Regions from separate parts of the Mus musculus genome. Here region 2 is linked to region 1. A link is a loop called in an ENCODE intact Hi-C map of the cell type or tissue named here. Cell type or tissue: gastrocnemius. All regions are shown on one strand.

Region 1 (4,000 bases):
CCAGCCCAGGCAATTTTAGTGAGACCTTATCCCAAAATCCAGGTTGGTGGGGTTGGGATTCAGATCCAGGACAAAGGGCTTTGGTGCATATTTAACATATCAAAGTGGACCTGGCTTCCAGGTTCTCCCAGCATCCCTCAGTCCCTACCTGTTACAGGGCCTGGCTGGCATACCTCACACTCTGCCCTGAACTTTCCAGCCCAGGGGCCAGGCTTCCTCCTTCAGAAGGGCTCTTCCCTCCTCCCCTTCTCCCCCTTCCTCCCTTCCCTCCCTCTACCTCTCCCTCTCTCTCTCTCTCTCTCTCTCTCTCCTTTCCTCCCTCCTCGCTGCTTCTTTAATCTCTTCTCTCTCTGTTCACATGCTTTCTCTCTCTTTCTCTTATTTGGTGTATACTTTCATATCCCAGATCACCACTGAAGATAGTCAGGGAAGATAGCCTGTAACTCCTCTTCCAGGGGAGGTACAAACCTCTACCTGCCTCTAAAGGCACCAGGCATGCATGTGGTGGATAGACGTACATATGGGCAAATGCTTATAAAATCAAAACACATTTTTTTCTTTCTCTTTGAGACAGGGTAGTCTCTCAAGGAGACAGAACTCAGAGTTCAAGTCCAGCCAGGATTAAATAGAGATTAAATAGATCTCACTAGGTGTGGCGGCAGTCCCAAAGGCGCCAGGGACTGCAGCTAAGTCATATGACTTGCACCTGACTTCCTCATATAAGACACAAACATCTTGAGTACTGCGCAGGTGTACCAGGATACAGGTGAATCCAATTTGGTGGAGATTTGCCCCTGCTGCCCTGATTAGCTGAAGCCTCGTGACTGGCGAGGGGGCGTGGCCTGCGGTGCGTGGATGAGAGAGAGTATAAAAGGAGTGAGAGGCCCAGGGTTCGGGGGAGATATAAACAAGAAGAATCAGGACTGAATAAACTGCTGTTAGAAGGACTGGTGGTCGCGTCGTTCTTGCTGGTCGAGAGCGGACGCGACAACTATGCAGTCTTGGCTGACCTGGAACTTGCTCTGTAGACCAGGGTGGTCTCAAGTTCAGAGACCTACTTGCTTCTAGCTCCTGAGTGCCTAGACCAAAATAAAATGAATCTTAAAAAAAAAAAAAAAAAGAAAGAGAGAAAAGAAAAGATCCTAAATAGCTGTTGCCTTTGGATTACTGTGGCCAAAGGCTTTCTCCTTCTCATCCTCTTCAGATTACAGAGGCCTCCTGGGGACCTGTGACTCTCTGGGGGAGTCCACATAACACCATATCCAAATAGAACCAAAGCCCCCAAGGACAGTCCCACCTAGACTGAGTGGGAAAATGCTTGCTCTGTGAACCCTGATAGCCCAGCTGCAGCCTTGGGGGTTCCACCTTCTCTTCAATGTGCTCAAATTCATCGATCCCGTAAACTGGCACCTTGCTGAATTCTTGCAGTCTGGTTAGAGGAAAGCCAGTTCTGTGGCAACCTCTGGCTCTGGCCCCATCAGGACCCGTTCCCCTCCTGCCGCTGATCCTGTCCTATCTAGAAACACCCACACCCCCTTCCTACCACGGTTCCTTCTGTCCTGGGGCTTGCCCTGGCTGTCATGGGTCGGGAAGGTGCAGGAGTGTCCTAGAGTTCCAGACAGAGGAGAGTGAGCAGTCCTGTGGGGTCACAAGCCAACTGCAGACTGCAGCCAAAACACAAGGAGATATTTAGGAGGTGGAAGAAGTGAGAGGGTCTGGACCGAGAGTCGGGCTGTCTCTGGAGGGCAATAAATTTGAAGTGCAGACTGCTCAGCCACGCTCTGGGTCACAGAGGTGTGAGGGCTCTCTACTAACCCAAGCATGGCTACACTTCTGCTCTCAGGCCAATCCTGGATAACACAAGGCTGACAAGGCTGGTCATGGGTGAGGGTGGGGCTGACACTAACCTCTGGAGGTACCTGCAGTCTGCATGGCTCCTGCCTTGGTGAACTATCTCCCGAAGCCCAGTGGATTATGTGTAAATTTTGCTCTGGGAAGCTGGAGGGGTTGTGGATTCCTGAAGGAAGGCATTTGGATTGGCTGGGTCAGAGATTTCTCTACAAAGCTTCCCCTCCCCCTCCCCCTCCCCCACCCCTGCGACAGGATTTCTCTGTGTAGCCCTAGCAGGCCTGAAATTCACTCTCTAGACCAAGTTGGCCTTGAAATCAGAGATCTGCTTGCCTCTGCCTTCTGAGTGCAGGGGGGTGGGGGGGTGGGGAGGAGGAGCGGGGCGGAATTAAAGGTATGTGACACCGCCACCACCTCTTCATTATCTCAGCTTCATTAAGGCAGCCTCGCTAAGAACAGCCTGAAGACAACAGTGCCCCCATGTGGAGAATTGAAAAATAGGTTACAATTTGGCCAACCAATTGTAATACAATAGATGGGCAAGAGCAACCGCTGCCACCCTATCCCAGTGCCCCTCCAGTGCTCTGGCGCCCCAGCTAGCTCATGCAACTCTCAGTTTTATTATATTGAAAGGTGAGATCCAAGGGGCCAGTGATGTAGCTCAGTCGTGCTGTGCAACAGGCCACCAGCTCCTAGGTTTGATCCTGAAGCATCGCCTATAATGTGGAGGTGCACACCTGTAATCCCAGCACTGGGGAGGGGAGGACAGAGGGTCAGAAATTCAAACTCTGGCCTGTGAACTGAGAGAGCAGATAAAGACCACCAAGCCTGCCAGGCGGTGGTGGCGCAGGCCTTTAATCCCAGCACTTGGGAGGCAGAGGCAGGTGGATTTCTGAGTTTGAAACCAGCCTGGTCTAAAAAGTGAGTTCCAGGACAGCCAGGGATACACAGAGAAACCCTGTCTCGACAAAAACCAAAACAAAAAACAAAAAAAGGACCACCAAGCCTGAGAACCAGAGTTCCATCTCTCCAATCGACTCAGTGGAGAGAATTATCCTCTGACCTCCACATGGGCACTTCGACACGTTGGACCCTCCACCCCCCACCTCGCAACAAGAACTTTTAAGTGCATTCTTTATTTTAGATTTGTTTTATTTTTACTGTTTGAGTGTTTTGCCTGCATGTAGGTATGTGCACCACATGCATGCATGGTGCCCACCAGAGGTTAGAAGAGGGCTCGGATCCCCTCTAATTGGAGTTATGAATGGTTGTGAGCCATCATGTGGGTGTTGGGAACGTCTTCTGCAAGAGCAGGAAGGTGCTCTTCACCACCCAGCTATTTCTCCAAACTTAAAATTAGAAAAAAAAAATTAAATGAAGTTTAAGGTGATTCTTAGCTACTTTTAGTGTGTATTGAAGCCAACCTGGGCTACATAAGACCTTGTCTCAAAAAATTAAGAACAACTGGGCAGTGGTGGCGCACGCCTTTAATCCCAGCACTTGGGAGGCAGAGGCAGGTGGATTTTTGAGTTCGAGGCCAGCCTGGTCTACAGAGTGAGTTCCAGGACAGTCAGGGCTACACAGAGAAACCCTGTCTCGAAAAAGCAAACAAACAAACAAAACAAAAAACAAAACAAAAAAAATTTAGTAACAGGATAGAATAGAATGAGATTGGTCCCAAAATTATTGGGGTTGCTTCTGGTGTCCACTGTCTTAGTCAGTGGATTTCTTTGTTGTTGTTGTTGGTTGGTTGGTTGGTTTTTTTGAGACAGGGTTTCTCTGTATAGCCCTGGCTGTCCTGGAACTCACTTTGTAGACCAGGCTGGCCTCGAACTCAGAAATCTGCCTGCCTCTGCCTCCTGTGTGCTGGGATTAAAGGTGTGCGCCACCACAACCGGCAGTCAGTGGATTTCTATTGCTGCGCTGAAACACTGAGACCAAAAAGCAAGTTAGGGAGGAAAGGGTTTGGCGTACGCTTCCATATTGCTGTTCGTTATTGAAGGAAGTCAGAATAGGAACTCACACAGGGCAGGATCCTGGTGACAGGAGCTGATGCAGAGGCCATGGAGGGTGCTGCTTACTGGCTTGCTTCCTGTGGTTTGATCAGCCTGCTTTCTTATAGAACTCTTATAGGATTACTACTAGCTTAGGG
Region 2 (4,000 bases), 920 kb before region 1:
ATCCAACTGTCATTTTCCAAGGCCCCTCTGCGTTAAAGAGACACCAGTGCTCATTCCTCAAGGGGTGTTCAAATAAGGTTTGGCCTGGACTACAGCTCTGGAGTTCTGTAAGCGCACAGGAGGGCTCTGCAGCTCAGGAGGCAGATGTGGGGCCTGTCTCCCTTTTTCTGTCTCCCTTTCCCATGCTGCAGGCCAGAGTGGACTGGGCAAGTCAACACTGGTCAACACCCTCTTCAAGTCCCAAGTGAGCCGAAAGGCCTCCAGCTGGAACCGGGAGGAGAAGATCCCCAAGACAGTGGAGATCAAAGCGATTGGGCATGGTGAGAACTAGGCCAGGATCCTCTGTGGACATCAGTTTGTGTGTATGTGTGTGTGTGTGCGTGTGCGAGCGCGCGCGGTGTGGGGGGGGGGCTGTGCCAAGCAAGAGAAAGGAAGGGGGCATAGTGGGGACTAAGATGTGGAAGACAACTGCAATGTGGAATTAAGCCCCAAATTTGTTGGACAACTCCTTAGGGTGCTAGGCCTAGTGAGGTAGGAGTGGTGTGTGTTTGTGTGTGTGTGTGTGTGTGTATTTCAGGATACAGACATGAAAGCGGTGGTTCTTGAACGAGGAAGCCCAGGGAGAATTTAGATAGAAGTAGAAAGAGGAAGAAGCCAGGCACAATCTCCTAGGTGTATCGAACAGCATGCGTAAAAGTGCTAAGTGGGAGAAGTCTGTAACCTTGACTTTGCACATAGCTGCTTCTGAGAAGTATGGGTGTTGCTGGCTAGTGGACCGCAGGACCTCCGATGCTTTCTGTTCTCTCTAGTGATAGAGGAAGGTGGTGTCAAAATGAAGCTGACAGTCATCGACACACCAGGCTTTGGAGACCAGATCAACAATGAAAACTGGTATGTGCCTGCCTCTGAGATTTTCTTCCCCTTAAATACTCTGCTAGGAAGGCAAGGTGAAGACTCATTCCCACTGAGAACTACCTGTATCCTCCCTTGACAAGGAGTTTGGTCCCATGGGAGCTATTCTTGCTGGCCATCCATCGAAAGCCATTTGTTGGAGAGACTGAGGAAGAGCTGGCCGTTGGGTTGAGAAAGGAGAGAGTGCGGAATTGTGCCCCGACTATGCCTCAGAGCCACGCTGGAGTTTTGTCCTTGGATCTTTGGGTGGATCCCATCTGTCTTAGTTAGGGTTTTACTGCTGTGAACAGACACCATGACCAAGGCAACTCTTATAACGACAACATTTAATTGGGACTGGCTTACAGGACCAAAGGTTTAGTCCATTATCATCCAGGCAGGAGCATGGCCAGACGTGGAACTGAAGGAGCTGAGAGTTCCACATCTTGTTCCAAAGGCAGCTAGGAGAAGACTGACTTCCAGGCAGCTAGGATGAGGGTCTCCAAGCCCACGCCCACAGTGACACACCTACTCCAACAAGGCCACACCTCCTAATAGTGCCACTCCCTGGGCCAAGCATATACAAACAGTCTATTTTTTCCCTGCCCTTCAGCTGGGAGCCCATTGAGAAATACATCAACGAACAGTACGAAAAGTTCCTGAAGGAGGAGGTGAACATTGCCAGGAAGAAACGCATCCCTGACACCCGTGTCCACTGCTGCCTCTACTTCATCTCCCCGACAGGACACTCGTACGTACCACACCTACTCCTCCTGCTGGGCCTGGCTCCAGTTTGGATCATCTGTGCCATAGACTGGAGACGCCATAGCTGGACTTAGCTGGGGAGAGCCAGATGGCTGGAAGGCCATGGCCCTGGGACCTTAGGGTTCCTCAGACTTTCTATAAGAAAGAGTAAAACTGGCTGTTACTGTCTTCCATACTGCTCACCGGTGTCTCCATACAGCCCAGCTGTACCAGCAGAGAGAATTTAAGCAGAGGGTACCTCGTTTGCTCAATGATACTTGCTTTGGGCAAGGCTCAGGGGTATGGGGGTGGCAAGAAAGGTGAAGCAGAGAGAACCAGGGCTCCTGCATTGGGCTTGGTATTTAGGCAAGATGTGGAACTTGGCTGTGGGAATCTAGCTAGAGTGGCCATCTCAGTAGGGGGAGCCAGACATCTAGAGACTGTGCCAGGAACACGATTTGTAAGCAGCAGGTGGGATAGGGAGTGTGGCAACAGGCAGAGGTTAGACATCTCATCCATGTTTCCAACCACCCTCCTGCGGGGTACTGTGTACCTCTAAGCCCCTCTGCAAGGTCAGAACTTAAAGCTTTTGAGAGGATGTAGACCCTGAAGTTTGAAGGTGCCACCATGCCTGGCCCTCCTTTTGCTTTTTAAGACAGGGTCTCACTTAGTTGTCCAAAATGGCCTTGAGTTTACTCTGTAGTCCAGGCTGGCCTTGAAATTGAGATCTTCCTCCCTCAGCTAGCAAGATAGCTCAGCTAGCTCTTCCCAGACCTCAGTCCACAGTTAGTGGACACTGTCAGACAGTCTGACTTAATGGATCCCCAGATTGCAAACTAGAGTCAGACTGGGGTGGGGGTGGGGGGCTAGAGCTTGCCTCTACGGTATGAGCTGTGGGGACTGACAGGAGGCCATTGAGAAGAGTTCAGTTGGTGATGACCATCCATGTTTGTCCCCCAAAGAAAGAAATTCTTGGGTCAGGGAAGGTGTCTCGGGTGGTTTGAGAGAGTTTAAGGAGAGGGATGCTTTGTATAGAAACTGAGGGAGATAAGAGGGAGCTTGACTCTGAGGGGTTGAGGACAAAGTTGGGGACATGCAGCAGGTGCTGAAGCAGTAGACATGTGCAAGAGGAGAGGCTGCAGCTGCAGGGCCTCAGCTGCCTGGCTTCAGCCAGGTTCCCAGACCAGTCCGCTCCTCAGGGCCATCAGGCAGTCTGGCGCGGTGGCAGTGGCTGAGTCAGGAAGGGGATGTGGCTCTGACCTTCCTGCCTTCTCTGGGCCCCAGCTTACGACCACTGGATCTTGAGTTCATGAAACATCTCAGCAAAGTGGTGAACATCATTCCTGTCATTGCCAAGGCTGATACCATGACCCTGGAGGAGAAGTCGGAATTCAAGCAGAGGGTGAGCTGGGATCTCTCTGTCCTTTTCCTACCTCTAGTGCTGCCTTCCTCTCCTCTGGGTCCAAACCATCTCCTGTCTGCCATGTCTTCCACTTCCCCTGTACTCCAGTTCTCCACCCTAACTCCCTCCCACTTCCCCATCCAAGGCAAGGGCTAGACGTTCCTGGGACCAACGGCAAGGCCATCAGTCCCAGGTTGCCTTTCCCTCCCAGTCCACACTTGGTCGGCAAAGGCTCCCAGATACACTCATCAACCGAGAACCCATCCAACGTTAGGTTACTAATCGGTAGCAAAGCCCTGCTTGTTCCCATTGGGTGAAAAGAAACCAAAAACAACACCGAAGAGGTCCCAGAGGAAGCTGGTCTTGAAGGAGAGCTGAGAGCCCTGGAGGGAGGTTGGGAGGTCGGCATTACCACCCTTCCCTGCCTGCTGGACGTCCCAGGGGCGGAGCCTGTGCTCTGACTCCTCCTCCTGCTGCCCTGCAGTCTGCATGGAGACTGATTATCACCGCTTTACTATCTGGCCTCCTCTAGGTTCGCAAAGAACTTGAAGTAAACGGCATTGAATTCTACCCTCAGAAGGAATTTGATGAGGATTTGGAGGACAAGACAGAGAATGACAAAATCCGGGTATGTGCACGGGGCCCTCTTTGTCACCAGATGCCCGCCTCAGTGCCTCTGGGGGTAGGGTGGGGGTGCCTTCAGGCCCTTCCTCCTGTTCTTCCCTTACTGTAAGCCGTTGTCCTGTCACCTAACCCAGACCACAGGAATTATGGAAGTCAGTGACCCTCACTAGGACTGTGAGCTCACAGAGGGGTTTCCTGTGCACAGGGAGCTGGTCCCTTCCATCAGCAAATAAGTAGGCAAGCCTCACCTTCCTTCCCAAGAGTTGGCAAAACCATTGTCAGATGATGGGGCACTGGGCTGGTGCCCAGAGGAATCTATACTCTAGTCAGTGTTTGCTT

The links. Hi-C counts contacts between places; a loop is a spot of excess contacts. Peaks named below come from ENCODE experiments on the same cell type or tissue, not always from the same donor. Only the 100,000 strongest peaks of a DNase experiment are listed, where the experiment ranks them.
Region 2: a loop joins it to region 1, with 4 times the contacts of the local background. A loop is called at or near these places in 1 of 42 quality-filtered maps.

What each region holds. Positions count from the first base shown.
Region 1 is chr15:83,203,028-83,207,027 of GRCm38, forward strand. No RefSeq gene overlaps it. Among named protein-coding and RNA genes, the nearest start is that of Cyb5r3, 33 kb to the left of the region's middle. In gastrocnemius, a CTCF peak has its summit at 2,335 (motif pointing left); a DNase peak (open chromatin) is centred at 2,347; H3K4me3 peaks cover 264 bases.
Region 2 is chr15:82,282,868-82,286,867 of GRCm38, forward strand. Septin3 (septin 3) reads left to right here. Exons shown (of 12, transcript NM_001368785.1): 4 at 192-320; 5 at 810-891; 6 at 1,505-1,642; 7 at 2,920-3,037; 8 at 3,570-3,665. Among named protein-coding and RNA genes, the nearest start is that of Gm52180, 9.4 kb to the left of the region's middle. In gastrocnemius, no CTCF peak of the experiment used is centred here; DNase peaks (open chromatin) are centred at 1,709 and 2,074.